Linked DNA regions of Homo sapiens: region 2 is linked to region 1. A link is a loop called in an ENCODE intact Hi-C map of the cell type or tissue named here. Cell type or tissue: mammary epithelial cell. All regions are shown on one strand. Each heading gives the region's core, and the rest is flanking DNA. Links, peaks and the distances in the headings are about the cores only.

What was found. Hi-C counts contacts between places; a loop is a spot of excess contacts. Peaks named below come from ENCODE experiments on the same cell type or tissue, not always from the same donor. Only the 100,000 strongest peaks of a DNase experiment are listed, where the experiment ranks them.
Region 2: it touches region 1 in a loop (2.3-fold over the local background); 26 of 110 quality-filtered maps call a loop at or near these places.

The regions. Positions count from the first base shown.
Region 1 is chr22:19,506,669-19,515,675 of GRCh38, forward strand. It overlaps CDC45 (cell division cycle 45), which reads left to right. Exons shown (of 19, transcript NM_003504.5): 11 at 718-849; 12 at 1,098-1,196; 13 at 1,862-2,023; 14 at 8,081-8,219; 15 at 8,297-8,380. Among named protein-coding and RNA genes, the nearest start is that of CLDN5, 13 kb to the right of the region's middle. RefSeq lists enhancers at 1-204, 7,815-8,315, 8,316-8,816. In mammary epithelial cell, for the core only: a CTCF peak has its summit at 4,446; a DNase peak (open chromatin) is centred at 4,413; H3K27ac peaks cover 811 bases.
Region 2 is chr22:19,563,016-19,572,742 of GRCh38, forward strand. It overlaps LINC00895 (long intergenic non-protein coding RNA 895), which reads right to left and starts at 3,824. Exons shown (of 1, transcript NR_024381.1): 1 at 3,115-3,824. RefSeq lists a silencer at 4,423-4,758. In mammary epithelial cell, for the core only: no CTCF peak of the experiment used is centred there; DNase peaks (open chromatin) are centred at 3,076, 5,746 and 6,096; H3K27ac peaks cover 1,335 bases.

The sequences.
Region 1 (9,007 bases), core at 114-8,113:
TCACGCCTGTAATCCCAGCACTCTGGGAGGCCAAGGCAAGTGGATCATGAGGTCAGGAGATCGAGACCATCCTGGCTAACACGGTGAAACCTCGTTTCTACGAAAAATACAAAAAATCAGCCAGGCATGGTGGCGGGTGCCTATAGTCCCAGCTATTCGGGAGGCTGAGGCAGGAGAATGGCGTGAATCCAGAAGGTGGAGCTTGCAGCGAGCCGAGATCGTGCCACTGCACTCCAGCCTGGGCGACAGAGCGAGACTCCGTCTCAAAAAAAAAAAACGAAAAAAGGGCTGAGGATGGGGGCGCTTCGTGGATGGGGTCCCAGTGGAGGGCTCTCCGGAGGAATGGGTTGTAGGGAGGGCTGGGCTAGGTGGAGCAGGAGGTGCAGGACGACAAGCTGGTGACGCCCAGCCTCCTACGTCATGTGTGGCCATGACTGCTCCATGTGACCACAGCACCTGGACTTTGCAGACCCCTGTGCTCCAGATTCTCTGCCTGTCAGACGGATGGTGGTCTATGCCTGTCACTTCACAGGCTCTCTGTATGGGTCAGCTTAAGCTAAGAAGGTCAAAGGGCTCCAGGTCACTCTTGGGATACCTGGTTTTGCAGGCAGGCCTGGTGAGAAAGGGCCCCGCCATCAGAGTGGCCCACCTGCTGGAGTTACGAGAGTGCTCAGGGCGGCCAGTGGGTGCTTGCATGCTCCTTGACTGCAGGCCCAGCCTCCGCCTGGTGCTCTACCAGCACTGGTCCCTCCATGACAGCCTGTGCAACACCAGCTATACCGCAGCCAGGTTCAAGCTGTGGTCTGTGCATGGACAGAAGCGGCTCCAGGAGTTCCTTGCAGACATGGGGTGAGTGACTGCCTGGGCCTCTGCAGTGCCAGCCCTGGCCACCCCCAAGGGAAAAGCCCCTCTGCTTTGTTGTGACCAACTTAGTTATAAAATGCAGCCTGTTCTGCCATAAGCTCCTTGCCCTAGATCCCAGAATATCTTCTGAATGCTGGTGCGGGGACATCCTCGCTTGCCCTTGGTTTGGGTTTCTTTCCACCCTGTCGGTGTGTGGTGACCTCACTCATGTGGCTTGGGCTTGCTCTTTCCAGTCTTCCCCTGAAGCAGGTGAAGCAGAAGTTCCAGGCCATGGACATCTCCTTGAAGGAGAATTTGCGGGAAATGATTGAAGAGTCTGCAAATAAATTTGGGTAAACACACATTTTTCTGGATTTATCTTCATTACATCCAGGTTCATTAAAGTGAAGGGTTCTACTTTAACTGTGCTCCTAAAATAATGCAAAAAAAACCAACGTGCTCCTAAAATAATGCAAAAAAAACAACAACCCGAGAATGTACAAATGAGTGTTATCTGAGTCTGGCCATTCCTGAAGTCTTGAGTTCTTTTTGGGTTAAAAATAAGACTTCTTCAAGCTTGTGAGGTTTAGGATCCTAGGATCCTTGGATCCTAGGGCTGCTGTGGGACCTGTGAGGTCGACCCCAGTCTGTTTCACTGGAGACAGCAAATGGGCCACAGGGCCAGGTTCAGGTGAACTCTGCCCGACCAAGTCCATGGGCACTCCTGGAGGCCCCTGGCTTCTCCCACCCCAGCCAGCTGGCATGCTAAGGTGTGAGAGAGGACCCCACACACCCCCTAAGCCAGCCATAAAGCTGTTGACAAGAAGGCACCCGGCCACTCTGGGCTGCAGGGCTGGTATGTCTGGACGTTCTGACCTGCCTCATCCTCTGAGCAGCATGGCTGTGCTGGAAGCATTGACTTGGGCCTGTGAGGGACATTAGCACATCTGTTGGCCTGCCTGGCAGTGAGAGCTTGCCCACAATTTGAGGGTGACAGCTGTGTTTGCTCCCATGACAGGATGAAGGACATGCGCGTGCAGACTTTCAGCATTCATTTTGGGTTCAAGCACAAGTTTCTGGCCAGCGACGTGGTCTTTGCCACCATGTCTTTGATGGAGAGCCCCGAGAAGGATGGCTCAGGGACAGATCACTTCATCCAGGCTCTGGACAGCCTCTCCAGGTAGCAGGAGGGCTGTGGGTTTGCCTCATGGGGCCACCACTGGTTCTCACACTGCCCAGGGAGGTCAGTTACGGGGACCCCAGGGCTGTGGGAGTGACTGTGTCCTGCAGAAACTGCTTGGGTGAACTGGAATCACAGTGCCAGTGTGGTGTGCACCTGACACATTACCTGCCCCTCTTCAGTATTTGTCACTTTCTCTTGAATCTTTTTTGGCTTTTTTTTCTTTTTGATTTTTAAAATTTTCTCTTTTTTTACCTTTTGTATCTCTTAACAAAAGGCATTATTTGTTATGTATATTCGTTCTTGTGTTTAATCTTATAGTTGTCATTTCTCAATTTTTTAATTTTCCAATTCTTTCTTATCTCACTTCCTGAGATGTCCTATATTTTTCCATGTCTTTTCGCTTGTTTTGAAATGGAATGTGACAATTTGGATCTTTTTTTTAGCATGTCTGTCTAGTGTCAGACTAAAGACATCAGAGAAAAATATCTCCAAATACACTGAATTTATTTGGGAATTAGAAAAGAGGATTATAGTGTCTGCGATGCACAGCTATGGCAAGCCAAATATGCATCCAAAGAGAGGAGGCTAAGGGGACACTTTTATTGGCAAAAGGAGAAGTTCACGAAAGCTAGCTTGGAAACAATTCATTGGTTTCAGAGACTCAGAGCCAGAGTTGGCGTCAGTTCAGTGGTGAAGATGCATTACTGGGCAAGTGTTATATTTTAAGAGCATCTTATCTGAATTGTTGCAGTCCTAAAGAAGGGATTTCTTGTGGGGTTATTTAGAAAGTCTTTGAGTCTTTATTCCAGACATGCAAGCAGGAGCTCTCCTTGGTGCTTTCCCAGCTTTAATTTGTTTGGGCCTGTCAAAAAGTGATTTCATCCTGGGATCTGCAACTTTCACATTAGTGTACTTTCATTATCCAGAGAGGTGTTATTCTGTCCCTTATTCTCTTTTTTTCTAATAGTGACTTTGAGGGGATTTGACTTTGCTACTTCTCTCATGCTTTTTATGTATAAATTTCATTTCCCTGACTTTTTAGGAGGAGGAGGCATGATTCAGACAGCTTTTCTGGCTTCACAGAGCTGCCACTTCTGTTGCTTTTGTGCAGTGGTAAAGATGCATATGTATATATGGGGGCCTGCTTTCTGGGATTTCCTGGTTCTGCTCCCAAGCACACTTTTTTTTCCACTGCTTTATTGAGATACAATTTGCATGCCATACAATTCACCCATTTAAAATGTACAATGTGATGGCTTTTATTTATTTTATTGTTATTTTTTTAGAGACAGGGTCTCGCTCTGTTGCCCAGGGTGGAATGCAATGGCATGATCATAGCTCACAGCAGCCTTGACCTCCCAGTCTCAAGCAATCTTCCTACCTCAGCCTCTTGAGTAGCTGGGACAACAGGTGCATGCCACCACGCCTTGCTAATTTTAAAAATTTTTGTAAAGATGTATCACTATGTGGCCCAGACTGGTCTCAAATTCCTAGGCTCAAGCAATCCTTTCACCTCAGCCTCCCAAAGTGCTGGGAGGAACAGGCATGAGCCACTGTGCCCAGCCTGCAATGACTTTTAGTAGGTTGCAGTTAGGTTTTGCAAGGTTGTGCAGCAATCACCACTATCTAATTTTAGAGCATTTTTGTTGCCCCAGAGAGATCCTCCCAGCCTCTGGCAACCACCAGTCTCCCTTTTGTCTTTATGAATTGGCTGTTCTGAGCATTTCATACAAATGGGATCATATAAGATATGGTTCTTTGTGACCGGGTTCTTCACTTAGCATCATATTTGCAAGGCTCATCTATATTGTAGGATGTATCGGGATTATATGTCTTTTCCCTCGTCCGCCACCTGAGACAGAGTCTCACTCTCGCTCAGGCTGTAGTCCAGTGGCACGCTCTCGGCTCACTGCAACCTTCGCCTCCTGGGTTCAAGCAATTCTCCTGCCTCAGCCTACCGAGTAGCTGGGATTACAAACGCATGCCACCAAGCCTGGCTAATTTTTGTAGTTTTAATAGAGACGGGGTTTCACCGTGTTGTTCAGGCTGGTCTTGAACTCCTGACCTCTTGATCCACCTGCCTCGGCCTCCCAAAGTGCTGGGATTACAGGCATCAGCCACCATGCCCGGCCAGTGTCTTTTTATTATAAATAATATTCCATTGGATGGATATATTCTATTTCATTTATCCATTCATAAGTTGATGGGCATGTGGTTTGTTTCCACCTATTGACAATTATGACTAATGCTGCTGTGAACTTGCATGTACAAGTTTTTGTGTAGTCATGTCTTTGTTTCTTTTGGTTATATACCTACATGTGGAAATGCTGGGTGACATGGTAACACTAGGTTTCAAGGAACTGCCAGATTTTTGAGGAACTGCCAGACTTTTCCACAGCAGCTGCACCATTTTACATTCCCACCAGGAGGGAGGGTTTCAATTTCTTCACATCCTCACCGACACTTGTTATTGTCCATCTTTTGGATTACATTCATCCTAGTGAGTATGAAGTGGTATCTCGTTATGGTTTTGATTTGCATTTTACTGATGACTAATAGTGTTGAGCATCTTCTCATGTGCTTATTGGTCATTTGTGTATCTTGTTAGGAGAATTGTCTATTCAAGTCCTTTGTCTTTTTTTTTTTTTTTTTTTGAGACAGGGTGTCACTCTGTTGCTCAAGCTGGAGTGCAGTGGTGCAGTCATGGCTCACTGCAGCCTCAAACTCCTTGGCTCAAGCCATCCTCCCACCTCAGCCTCCTGAATAGGTGGGATTACAGGCATGAGCTACCACACCTGCTAATTTTTAAATTTTTAGTAGAGATGAGATCTTACCATGTTGCTCAGGCTGGTCTCAAACTCCTGGGCTCAAGCAGTCTTCCAGCCTTGGCCTCCCAAAGCACTGGGATTATAGGTATGAACCACCGTGCCCAGCCTAAAACTTTTATATATTCTACATACAAATCCCTTATCAGATAAGTAATTTGCAAGTATTTTCTCCCATTCTGTAGGCTGACTTTTCACTTTGGCAGTGTCCTGTGAAGTATAAGATTTGTTAATTTTGATGACATTTAAGTTACCTACTTTTTCTTTTGTTTCTTGTGCTTTTGGTGTCATATCTAAGAAACCATTGCCTAACCCAAGGTCATGAAGATTTCACATTATTTTTTCTACTAACACTTTAATAGTTTTAGCCCTTACATTAGGAGTATGATTCACTGGAGGTTTTTTTTTTTTTTTTTTTTGAGACAGGGTCTTACTCTGTCACTTAAGCTGGCATGCAGTGGCATGATTTCCACTCACTGCAACCTCTGCCTCCCAGGTAGCTGGGACTACAGGCATGTGCCACTGCACCTGGCTAATTTTTGTATTTTTTGTAGAGACATGTTGGTCAGGCTGGGCCCCTTACTCTTTACTATAGTCTCCTTACACTTCAGCAAGGCCCCTTGCTCTTTACCATGCCCCCTTATACTTTACCAGGCTCCCTTGCTGTTTAACAGGACCCCTTGCTCATTACCAGGACTCCTTGCACTCCAGGGAGGCTCCTTAAACTTTCCCTTGGCCCACTGCACTCACCTGCTCTTGCATAGGGCAAAACTCTCAGTTTGGGCCGCTGCTCTCCAGTTGCCTGGAGTTTTAAGTCTTCTTAGGTCTCACTACCTCTTGGCTTTCTCTCGCACTGATGTAGATAGTATACCTGTCTGGCTGTTCATGGTCTCTTTTTACCTGCTTACACTTTGGGGTTTGAAGTGTTCCCTTGTTCTCTTAATTTGTTGCAAATGTGGGTCCTAGGTTTTTGGTTTTGCAATCTAGTTGCTCTACTTTTATCTAGAAATTTGGGAAAATCCAAAAACTATTTTACCACTGTTGCTGCCATCATCCCAGCATTGATGGGTAGGCTTTAGACATTGTCTACCAACTTCCTGCTATGACAAAGGAGCATTTATCCCACTCTTGTCCACCTTCCCTCCTGTTGGTACAGTTTTGCCACTATTTTTAACTTCTTTGTAACTTTAACATATTTATGTCTTCTTTCATCACTAGTATCTCGTCTCCCTACTTTGTAAGAAAAGGATATTTAAAACACTCTTAGTCCATTTTGTGTTGCTATAAAGGAATACCTGAGGCTGAGTAATTTATAAAGAGAAAAGGTTTATTTGCCTCATAATTCTGATGGCTGGAATGCTCAAGATTGGGCATCTGCATCTGGTGAGGGCCTCAGGCTGCTTCCACTCATGGCAGAAGGGGAGCTGGTGGGTGCAGAGACCATGTGGCAATGGAGGAAGGAAGAGAGAGGAGGAAGGTACTAGGCTCTTTTTAACAACCGTCACGGGAACTAATAGAGTAAGAACTCACTTACACCCCCTAGCCCCAGGGAGAGCATTCATCTATTCATGAGGGGTCTGCACCCATGACCCAACACTTCCCACTAGACCCCACCTCGAAGATCTTGGATCAGATTTCAACATGAGGTTTTGAGGGGACAAATGTCCAAGGTGTAGAAACAGCCTTACTTTGCTCTTCAGTGCTGCTCAGTACTTTCTGAAATTTGTGCTTTTACGTTTTCAAGACTGATAACAATCTTGGGTTAGAGAAAAAGATATAAATTGTCTTATCTTTGGTTACAGGTTGATTTTAAAAGTTGAAAGTAAACAAATAGTTTTACTTTATTGTGCTAATAAACTATTCCAGAGACAATCATGTGTAGTAATAGATTACTATCTGGCACGGCTCTTTGTTTTTCCTGCTGTTTTTAATTGCCTCCTTTATCACATCCATTTTTTTCTCCTCCAAACTCCTTCCAGCTGTTTTTCTGTGAGCCCCTTTTTGCTGGAGAGTCTGGGGTTCTGTCTTCCCACCACAGCCTGGACCTACAGCTCTCTAGACCTGCTTTCCACTGTCCCCATGGATGTCCAAATCTTGGCTGTGCCTCTTAGTTTAGTCCAATGTTTCTTGGGATCTTCATCTTTGTTTCATTTACTCCCTCATTAAATTAGAGCACAGTTCTTAAGTAACATTCAAAGAAAGGGCGCATGTGAGATAAACTTTCTGAGTTCTTATATATCTGACAATATCTTTATTTTACTATTTCTTTACTATTCCCCCCACAGAAAACATCCGTGTTTTTTATTCTTGCTTTTCAGGCTTCCTGGAATGACGATGCTCTGTCTTATTTTTTTGCCTTACATTTTCCATAGCTTTGTCTTGTTATCTATGTTGAGGAAGTTTTTCTTGACTCCAGACTTGGAGTGGATGTTTTATCTTTTGCAACTGTTTTAATTTCCATCAACATTTCCTAGTTTTTAACTCTTCCTTTTTCATAGCATCCTGTTCTTGGTTTAGGAATGTAAGAGTTGCACACATCTCTCTGAAGATACTAATTAGAGTTCAGTTTAACTTTCTTTAGTTCTCCAAATTATCTGTTTCTTCAGGGTTATTTTTTTAGGCCATAGGCATTTCTCAAATGGTCTGATGTCTTTCATATTCAAGAACGGGATTGTGGACCCTTGGCTGGGCCATGGGTATCTGGGCACAGCTCACTGGTCATAAGACATCGTTTCACCTTAGCAGGCAGGAGCCAACTGTGACACTTTGGGACTCCCCACTGTAGGGCCCAGAGGCTTTGCTTGAGGATTCTACTTATTCACAGATGGTACATTTCATATACTCAGAGGGGAGCCTCCCTTTTTGTGGGGAAGAGTAAAAATCTATCTGTTGGGTTTGAGGGGATCCCTTGTCCAACCTCCAGCCCTTGCCCAAGCCTCCCCTGTGTCAGAGTCCTCCTGGGCCTTCAGGATCTTCCCTTTGTTGGCTTTTAGTTTCCTGTCTTCTGATACTTGCACCCGCTCCACCTCTCATTTGCATTACTGTGGGTTTATACATTTTAAAAAATTCTTTCCTTTCATGTGAAAGACAACTCAGGAGGGAAAGAAGATAAATTCTTACCCCCAAACCTCTTCCTGAACCAGGAACCAAGCAAACTATTTGTGACTTTGGTATTTTACCAAGAGTTCCTGACAAGCACCACCAAAGCCATGTGTCTGCCCTGTTACAGGAGTAACCTGGACAAGCTGTACCATGGCCTGGAACTCGCCAAGAAGCAGCTGCGAGCCACCCAGCAGACCATTGCCAGCTGCCTTTGCACCAACCTCGTCATCTCCCAGGGGCCTTTCCTGTACTGCTCTCTCATGGAGGTCAGGCTTCCCACAGAGCACAGGCGCCTGGTCACAGCACCAGTGGCTTCGTCTGACCATCTGTCTCGCCTCCGCAGGGCACTCCAGATGTCATGCTGTTCTCTAGGCCGGCATCCCTAAGCCTGCTCAGCAAACACCTGCTCAAGTCCTTTGTGTGTTCGGTGAGGGGCCAGGCGGGTGCTGTGGGTACAGGAGGGCAGGTGCTTGGAGAGCTCCCTGGATGGGGAGTTAGATGCTGGCCTTGGGGTGCCTGTGGCTGTTGACCAGCTGCAAGGTCTAGGCACATCCATTACTTTTTCTGAGCTGTCTTTTTCTCAGCTGACCCCTAGGAACCTTCCAGTTCTCTCAAGCTCTGATTCATCACTGGCTGTCTAAGTCACTCAGACAAGTAGGGAGGGGCCCTTGCAGAGTGAACAGGGCTGGGGCTTGTGTCCTATTGTTGCAGGTCAGGGAAAGCGGGATGGTTGTAGCACCGACTGGCTTCCCAGCAACAGCTTGTCCACTAAGCTGATTTCCTGTGCCTGGCTTTGTCTTCTGTGTGGCCTAACCCCCTCTTTGCGTTGGCGTGGAACACACTCCTAACTTGGCTGGCTTTAGGGCAGGGGTCCTCACCTAGCCGACATGGGGCTCCTCCCAGATGTGACATGTCAATAATTGAAGTCCTCCTCTGCTTCGAGGATGAGAGTTTATGCCGGGGGCTATTTCAAACAAAATGTGCTAACAGGAAGTTGAACTTTTCTTTTGCCGCTGAACTAACCAGTAAAATGATGACAGATGACATGTGTTCT
Region 2 (9,727 bases), core at 1,077-9,076, 57 kb after region 1:
TAAATTGAGGTATACTTTACTTACAACAAAGTTCACCAATTTTAAGCACACAATTCAATTTTTGACAAATAACTACCACAATTATGATACAAAATATTTTCACTGCCGAGCCCACTTTGTGCTCCATGCAGTCAATCCTTTCCCCCAACACCTAGCCCCTAAGTACTCATCTGCTTTCTCTCACCACAGTGTTGCCTTTCTAGAATTTCACAGTATGCAGCCCTTGGTGTCTGGCTTCTCCTGCTGAGCCTGACAAATGTGAGACTCCTTCTTGCTGTGTGCAGCAGCAGTCTGTTCCTTTATTCTGCCAAGTGTTATTCCACTGTATGGATCTACCTGTTCCACTTTTTGTTTGTTTGTTTGAGACGGAGTCTCGCTCTGTCACCCAGGCTGGAGTACAGTGGTGCAATCTTGGCTCACTGCAACCTCTGTCTCCTCGGTTCAAGCGATTCTCTTGCCTCAGCCTCCTGAGTATCTTGGATTACAGGCATGCACCACCATGCCCGGCTAATTTTTGTATTTTTAGTAGAGACGGGTTTCACCATGTTGGTCAGGCTGGTCTCGAACTCCTGACCTCAGGTGATCTGCCCGCCTTGGCCTCCCAAAGTGCTGGGATTACAGGCATGAGCCACTGTGCCCGGCCTCCACTTTTTGACTATTATTCATAATGCTTCTATGAACATTTTGCTATAGGTAAGTCTTGTGGTGACATGTTTCTATGTCTCTGGGCTAAGTACCTAGCAGTAGGATTGCTGAGCTGAATGGTTAAGCGGTTACAACTTCATGAGAAATTACCAAAATGTTTTCCAAATTGGCCTAATCATTTTGCATTCATTCCTACCTGCTATATGTGAGAATTCTAGTTGCTCCACATCTTCATCAACACTTGCTACTGTTAGTCTTTTTAATTTGGGTCATTCAAGTGGACATGTACTGGTTTAGTGATGTCTCACTGGTGGTTTTGTGTTTCTCTAACAACAGATGATGGCCAAGCATCCTTCAGGTACTTATGTGTCATCTGTATTGTATTTCTTCTTTGGTGAAATATTATTTTGTTTGTAAATCAATCAATCAATCTACCTATCTGTCTATCTATCTATCTATCTACTGAGACAGGGTCTCACTTTGTCACTCAGCTGGAGTGCAGTGGTGCAATCACAGCTCACTGCAACCTTTACCTCCTGGACTCAGGCGACTCTCCCACTTCAGCCTCCTGAGCAGCTGGGACTACAGGCATGCACCACCACACCTGGCTAACTTGTTTTTTTTTTTGTAGAGATGGGGTTTTGCCATGTTACCCAAGCTGGTCTCAAACTCCTGGGCTCAAGCGATCTGCCCACCTCGGCCTCCCAAAATGCTAAGATACTGCATTCAGCCTGTTTGCAATTTTCTTATAGAGCCAAATGAGTTCTTTATGTATTCTGAGTAGAAATACTTTATGAGATATGTGTTTAGATATTCTCCTAGTCTGTAGCTTGTCTTTCATTGTCTAAATGAGGTCTTATTAAAAATTAATTTTCTCTGGGTTTATTGAAGTATAATTTACATTTAATAACACTCACCCTTTTTAGGCAGAGTTCTGCGAATTCTACCACTACAATCAAGATATAGAATTTTCCCATCACCCTCCCAAAATTTCCCTATACCCTCTTCTAGTCAATCCCCTCCCCTCAAATGCAACCCCTGGCAACCAACCACTGGTCTAATAGTGTCTTTTGAAGTGGTCAAAGTTTAAAATTTGATGCAGTATGATTAATCAATTTTTAAAATTATGTGTCTTAGTCTGTTTGTGCTGCTATAACAAAATACCTGAAACTGGATAATTTGTAAACAGCAAATTCATCACTTACAGTTATAGAGGCTGGGAAGTCCAAGATCAAGGCACCTGCAGGTTTGGTGTCCAGTGATGGCTCGCTCTCTGCTTCCAAGATGGTGCCTTGTTGTGTCCTCTTGAGGAAATGAACACTGTGTACTCACGGTGAAAGAGATGGAAAGGCATAAAAGGGCTAGCTGGTTCCTTTGGGCCCTTTTATAAGGGCACTAATCTATTCATGAAGTTGGAGTCCTCATGATCTAATCCCTCCCTAAAGTGTTAAAATCAGGTAACTTAAGTTCTCCAACTAGCTGTTTTTGATCTCTGTGAGGCCAGTCTGTACACTAACCTTTTTTTTTTTTTTTTTTTTTTTTGAGACGGAGTCTCGCTCTGTCACCCAGGCTGGAGTGCAGTGGTGTGATCTCGGCTCACTGCAACCTCTGCCTCCTGGGTTCAAGCAATTCTCCTGCCTCAGCCTCCTGAGTAGATGGGATTACAGGCAAGTGCCACCACGCCTGGCTAATTTTTGTATTTTTAGTAGAGACGGGGTTCTACCATGTTGGTCAGGCTGGTCTCGAACTCCTGACCTCGTAATCTGCCCGCCTTGGCCTCCTGAAGTGTTGGGATTACAGGCATGAGCCACCGCGCCCAGCCCCACTGACCTTCTTTCATGGGGAGTTCATGTAAGTTTTTCCAAAGGCTCTGCAGGGTATCTTCAGTATAGAGTGTTCTGATATGGGAAACGAGCTCTAGCTCAACCTCCTTCACTCCCAACTCCAACTAGCTTTGCCATCAGTGTTACTCCCTATTGCTGTTTGCTCCACAGCCTCTTGCCTAGTGGATGTGGTCTGGCATTGGACAGCACAAGCAATGACAGGGAAGCCCCCTGAAGACCCTTGCCCAGAGGTCTCTGAGTTTTCTAGATTTCTTCAAAGCCAGGTATAAAGGCAGTCTAGCAAGCTCACACTGTCCAAGCAGACATCCAATCAGGGAAGATGCCAGCCTCTCTTTTTTAGGCATCTGAAGTCATTATGGTAACTCTCTTTGAGCTACACCCTGTTGGCTTTAGTAATAGCACCGCACCCTCCCTATTTCTGCACCCAGGAAGCTGCTTAGGGAAACTCTTACCCTTCCTCCCGCCCCATCCCTCCCCCGTTGTCCAGTTATGTAAGCCTGAGGGTAGGGTGGTGGTGGTTCAGAATGGCAGGGCTGGCTCTTCAGCCCTCTAACAATAAGCTCTGGGTGCTGCCATGTTGTGCTGCCTTTACAGTGTGGGATACTGAATGCCTCTGGGTACTCACCTTTGTGCCCTGACTCACTAATTCCAGGGTAACAGGAAAAGGCTCATTAAACGTCCCGTTACACACAGCTCTAATAAAAACAGCAATAATAACATCAAAACACTCACATAGTGCTTGCCAGGCACCAGTCTCTTTCTCTACTTATGTTAACTCATTTCCTCTTCACAACAACCCACCCCATTAAGCAGGATCAGTAACCCCTTTGCACAGCTGAGGAAACTGAGACATAGAGGAGGTAAACTGCCCAAGGTCACAGGGACAGAGAGCCAGAGAGCTGCAATCCAATCGAGGGAGTTTGGCTGGAGTCCACGCTGCGCTGCTTTCCACATAGGAGAGGCAGAGAAAAGCTGCACCTGCAAGAGCGATGGTTTCGGCTGCGTATTTGGAATAACGAAGTCAGCGGTCAGGAGCAAGGAGAAGGCACACATCTCGGGCCTCATTTCTGTCCCCGAGCGCTCCCCCACACTGCGAGATCATGGCGGTGGAGGGGAGTCCCGCATCCTGACCCCCGGCCGCCGCGCACTGGGGGGCCCTCAACCTCTGGGTTACTTGGGGGCACGCAGTAGCCACCCACGGGGCAGAAAAGACGGGGGCGGTCAACTTTCTCCACTCCAGCCGCCTGGGGTCCCGCCATCCCTCAGCCAGGACGCTTGGCAGCCGCCTCTAGGCTAGGTGGCCACGAGTTGCGTGCGAGAGCGAGGGCTGCGCATGTGCGAGGCGTGCGTGGTGCGTGTGTGGCGCCGCGGGCTTCCGCTCCGACGTGGGGATCACTAGACAGCAACTGCCCCCCAAGTTCTCGTATCAGCTGCGGGAAGGAGAGAATGGTTCTAGTCAACCGAGAGTGGAAGGAGACCAAATTTCAGCAAATGCACGGACTTGAGTCCTCATGAGCAGGGTGGCCATGGTGCGGAAGCAGCTGGCACGGCCCCCTCAACCCCGGACCCCTGGGGTCCTCACTGCCGACCCGCGCATTCAGTGCTGCGCATAAATAAGATTTCCAATTAGAAGGCCTAGGTCCCAGCTCTGCCCCACAGCGTGGCTTTGGGCCAGGCACGTCATAGCCCTGGAACTCTTTCTTCCCATTGTTGAGATGAAGAGGGTGCACGATATGTTCGACGCAGCAAGGTTAAATGGAAGGAAACGGGGCGGCCGCTTAATGACTGGTTGCACGCGCTTGCGTTGGGTGCTGCAGCCTGGTGCCAGGAAGGTGGGGCAGGGACCTTGTGGTGTAAGGAGTGGCGGTGAAAGTGCCTGGGGTCAGAGAGGAGAGGCAGGGGATGAGTTCTGAGTGGGAGGAGGGGGCAGCTCAGGTTTCGTCAAGTAGATGACCTCTGAACCAGAACTTGAAGGATAAGACGGGAGATGGCCGAGACGAGAGATGGCCCTAGGAGCATCCTGGCACAGCAGGTGCCTGAAAGCCTGCATAGGGCATAGATGTGTCTAGAGAGTTCTGGGAATGATCGCTAGAGCGGTGTTGGGCTCGTAGGGAGGCAAGAGGTGGGCTTGGAGCGGGAGGTGGGAAAGGCATGGGGAGTGTCTTGAAAGCCCCCTTCATCTGCAGGTCCTGAAACGCTGCAGAGGGTCTTTAGGCGTGGAATTTACATAAGATGTGTGTTTCAGTAAAGTGACTTACAGGAACCAGACAGGAATTGTAATTATACAAAGGGGATTTCGGAGGAAGGAAGTTAGTCTCAGTCCAGGGAATAATGAGGGCCTGAGCTCAGGAGTGCAGTGGGGAGGGAGAAAGAAGGATTCCAGAGAGATTTTGGGCAGAGTAATTGACAGGCTCCCGATTAGAGCAGAAACTAAGATGATGCCTAGGTTTGGAAAACTGGGTGAATTGAATCATTAAGACACTGAAGTGTCCACCAAGTGCAGACCTTGTGCCAGGCACTCAGCATCCAAAGATCAAAAAAGACCTAGTCTCTGCCCTCAGGTGCTTCTACTTGAATAGGGCAGGTGGACACATAACTAGGTAATTGTATCTATACCCTGTGATGTTGAGGATTACAGCTGTCCCTGCCTGACCTGGACCTAGGGGTGAGGGCAGGGGGGCTTCCTAGAGAAGTGGGACCTGAGCTTGGCAGAAATGGGAGTTCACAGGCAGTGTGAGATGGGTCCCCTAGGTACAGTAGGAACGCAAGCAGGAAGGCCAGGGAGTTTGTGATGTGTTTGGAGAACTAGAAGCAGATGCTGGAGTGTAAAACCGGAGCTTGACTTTTATTCTCTAGAGGGTGGGGAGCCATTGCAGAGCCTTAGGCAGAGAAGGGCCTGGTCAGATTTGGGTTTAGGGCAGCTTGCCCTGGTGCCTCGTGGAGAACGGTTGTAAAGGCGAGAAGCTAGGAGCGAGAGGTGGCTGTAGGAAGTGCTGGTGAAAGAGAGTGGAAGCTGGAGCTGACACAGGGAGTTCAGGAAGGAGAGTGGGCTGGGGGATGGTGGGGTGGGGAAGTGCAGGATGAGGAGGGAGGGCTGAGGTGAGGTCAGTGCTGCACACCAGGTGCATGAGGCCTGGGGAGCATCTCCATGGAGGTACCTAATGGCAATTTACTAGCCAAGTCATCTTGACCAGTTCACTTAGCCTTGGCGATTTGCCTCATATTGCAGAATGTGGATGACAAGACCTACCTCATAATGTTGGAGTGATTCACTCAACGAGTATTTACTGAGTATCTGTTGGTGTTCTGGGTGCCAGGGATTCAGCTGGATGGCCTCAGCAGAAAATACACAGGAAATATGGGTTGAGCTAAAAATCAAGGGCCCAATTAGAACAGATTTGACTATCATCCATATTAACACTCCCAGAAAAGAGGGAGATGAGCAGAGAGAGAGAGAGAGAGACTTTTCCAGTTGCAAGGCAAGAGTAGGCTGCAGGGTCACCTTGTGCTGGCTGGCAGGAGCCAGGGGCTGGCATGTATCCTGTTTGGCCAAACCATCATTAAGTGGCAGTTCGAGAATAGGCCCTCTAAGCTCTTGCACTGGTGTCATAACATCTGGGGATTTCCTGTGTGTCAGTGTTTGTGTGGATAGAGGGAGCTGGTGGTAAGTGTTCAGCCAGGTGCATCCAAGATCCCAGGGTCTCATGGGAGGACCCAGGGCTGGAACTGGCCTCCTCATACCGCTGTACAGCTCTGCCTGGAGCCTGGAGCCTCCTCCTCTGCTGAGTGGTGCTCTCAGCACAAAATGAGTGTTATCAAAGGGGCATATATTCTGCACTCACTAGCTGCACAAGAGAAGAACAGCGGTTGTTGGTATGCCTTATAACTACTCTTCAGAATACACACCCCTTTGACAACATTCACTTTGTTCTCAACCATAAACAACCACACCCCTTGTTTATGGTTGAGAAGATGAAGGCCTGGTGGAATTAGCTTCTTGCCAGAGACTACACTGTGGCCAGAAGGACTCTGCCTTTTCCTTGGCTATCTGAGCTTCATCTCAGAGGTGTTTAATTGCTCCAGCCAGATCCATGTGAATAGCAAATTAAGCCCACACAGTGGCTCATGCCTGTAATCCCAGCACTTTGGGAGGCCGAGGTAGGCGGATCACTTGAGGTCAGGAGTTTGAGACTAGCCTGGCCAATATATGAAACCCTGTCTCTACTAAAAACACAAAAAAATTAGCCAGGTGTGGTGGCACACGCCAGTAGTCCCAGCTACTGAAGCGGAAGCTACATCGAGTTGAGATCGTGCCACTGCACTCCAGCCTAGGTCACAGAGCGAGACTCCATCTTAATAAATAAATAGCAAATTAATGTTTTAAGTGAAGTAACAATAACGGTTTACTCTGATTTAATTTACAAATAAACATGGAGTTTTTGTTTATAAATTTTCACCAAATTTAAAATCTTCAAAGGCTAATTAAAATAGTTAATATTTATTGAGTGCTTCATATGTATTTTCTCATTTGATTTTCACAACATCCCCATGAGTTAGATATGATTATCATTGCCATTTTACTGAAAGTAAGGTTGGAGCAAGGTGGAGTAGGATGGAGTAAGGATGAGGTTAAGGGTGGAGTAAGGTTGGTATACGGTGGCTAAAGTTGGGGTAAGGTAAAATAAGGTTAGGGTAAGGTGGGATAAGGTTGAGGTAAGGCGGAGTAAGGTTGGGGTAAGGTGGGCTAAGATGAAGTAAGGTTTGGCAAAGTTGGGGTAAGGTTGGAGTAAGATGAGTAAGGGGGTAAGGTTGGAGTAAGCTTGGGGTAAAGTGGGGGTAAGCTTGGGGTAAGGTTGGAGTAAGGTTGGGGTAAAGTTGGAGTAAGGATGGGGTAAGGTGGGGTAAGGCTGGGATAAGATAGAGCAAGGTTGGGGTAAAGTGGGGTAATGTGGGGTAAGGCTGGGATAAGATAGAGAAAGGTTGGGGTAAAGTTGGAGTAAGGATGGGGTAAGGTGGGGTAAGGCTGGGATAAGATAGAGCAAGGTTGGGGTAAAGTGGGGTAAGCTTGGGGTAAGGTTGGAGTAAGGTTGGGGTAAAGTTGGAGTAAGGATGGGGTAAGGTGGGGTAAGGCTGGGATAAGATAGAGCAAGGTTGGGGTAAAGTGGGGTAATGTGGGGTAAGGCTGGGATAAGATAGAGAAAGGTTGGGGTAAAGTTGGAGTAAGGATGGGGTAAGGTGGGGTAAGGCTGGGATAAGATAGAGCAAGGTTGGGGTAAAGTGGGGTAAGGTGGGATAATGCTGGGATAAGATAGAACAAGGTTGGGGTAAAGTGGGGTAAGGTTGGGGTAGGGTGGCCTACAGTTGGAGTAAGGTGAGGTAAAGTTAGGGTAAGGCTGGGGTAAGGTGGAGGGTAACTTTTCAGATGTGATACTGTTTTTGCACGCCTTATCTTTCCCTTCTTGCTGCTCAGTTAGGAGCAGCTTTTCTCCTCAATTTAACTGAAGTGAGCATTTGCTGGAGAAGTTGAGGGAACACGCACATTGTGCAGCCCTGTTTGTCTGAGCTGAGGCTTGTGTTTGTCCTAGGAAGGGCCATTTGGGAGCTGTTTGAGATGGCATCTCACAGCGAGCAGAGGAGGGCACAGTCAGGGTGGTGATTGGGGTGAAAACTCTGCTCATGAAGAATGATTTGGTATGTGCACAGATGATAGCTTTTCTAAATCCTATTTTGTTTTTCTGAAAAATAAGTGACAGTAACCTGAACACCTTTGAGTTTCTCCAATGCTGGCTTAGTCTGAGGCTGGGGCCTGCCTGCCATCCCTTTCCCTCTCTCACTGAGTGGCTGCTGCTTGCCCGTCTCTGACCTTTGAGAGTCTCAGGTCTGATGGTGGTGGAGATGGAGCACAGGTGACTGATTCGGGGGACTCGGAGACACACCCCTTGGAGGAGGGACAGGGAGGGTTGGAGGTAGCTGGTTTCATGTGGGCAGAACACAGGACATAGACATCCTCTGTCAACGTTGGTCTTCTCTGTAGTATTTTGTGCAGGGTCCTGGTCAGTAAATCTGGCCAAGTGAGTCATCTGAAAGCAGTCATGTGATCTGTGTTGATAAGTGGATAAAGCATTGGCTTTCATCACTCTCTGGATTTGTTAGTGAACTTTAAAAAAGAAACCTTTCTTGTGCTTTTAAATAATGACTGTGTTTTTTAATCTTACCATTTAAATCTAGTTTTCCTGAAGATGCCTGTGTGCCTTTGGCCAACAGGATCTTTGTCCGAGGTGACAATGAAGATAGTATACCATGAGCCCATACTGCCTGCAGAGTCGTGGCTGCCAAAATTAACAGCTGTGGAATTATTTGTGACCCTGTTAAGGATAAACATATTTGTCCCTTTTCATTTTATGATCAGCAACTGCTAAAGTTCTTACTTGTAATTGCAATTTACTGCCCTCACTGTATTGCTTAGTTTAGAGGTGGACACAGAAAGAATGGAACATTTGTTTTCTTTTGGGTCTGAGCTATGAATTTGGGCCGCATTATCATGCAGGCCTTGGCCCCTCTGTCTCTGCAAGATTGGGCTTTCCTGTTTTTGTCATTCTCAGCTTACTTCGCAGGCATGCTTTGTGTAGAGGAGAAAAATACCCTCCAAAGAACCTCCCAAGGAGGTTACCAGGTACACGGTTCAGCCAAGTGGGTGACTCAATGGGATGCATCTCTTTGTGTTTGTCAGGGCCGGGAAGGGTGTGACAGCATGTGGGGAGAGACTCAGTTCCCAGCCAAATAACTTTACCACCTGAGCTATGAGGCAGTTCCTGCACATCACCACTCCAGCAGGGTCCAGCCTTGCTGCGGCAGAAAGCGAGTGTGTGGGAAAGCAAATGGCTCCACACGACGCTTGCAGTGTTCAGAGGGATGAGTATGAATTGTGTGTATCTCAGGGACCCCTTTGACCCATGAATACATGTATAGAGTATTCTCTATTATGTGGGTGAAGTGTATCTACTTACATACTTAAGTATTTGTGAGTAAAACGAGAAAAAAAAAAGATGTGAAGGATGGATAGAGAAAATAAAACAGCAGGAGGCTGGTAGTTCCTGAGGCTGGATGCTGGGCACATGGGCATCCATTCTACTCTTCTCTCTATACTTCTGTGTATATTTGAACATTTTCAAAATAAGAGGTTTTATTTTGTTTTTTGATTTTTTTTTTAGATGGAGTCTCACTCTGTCGCCAGGCTG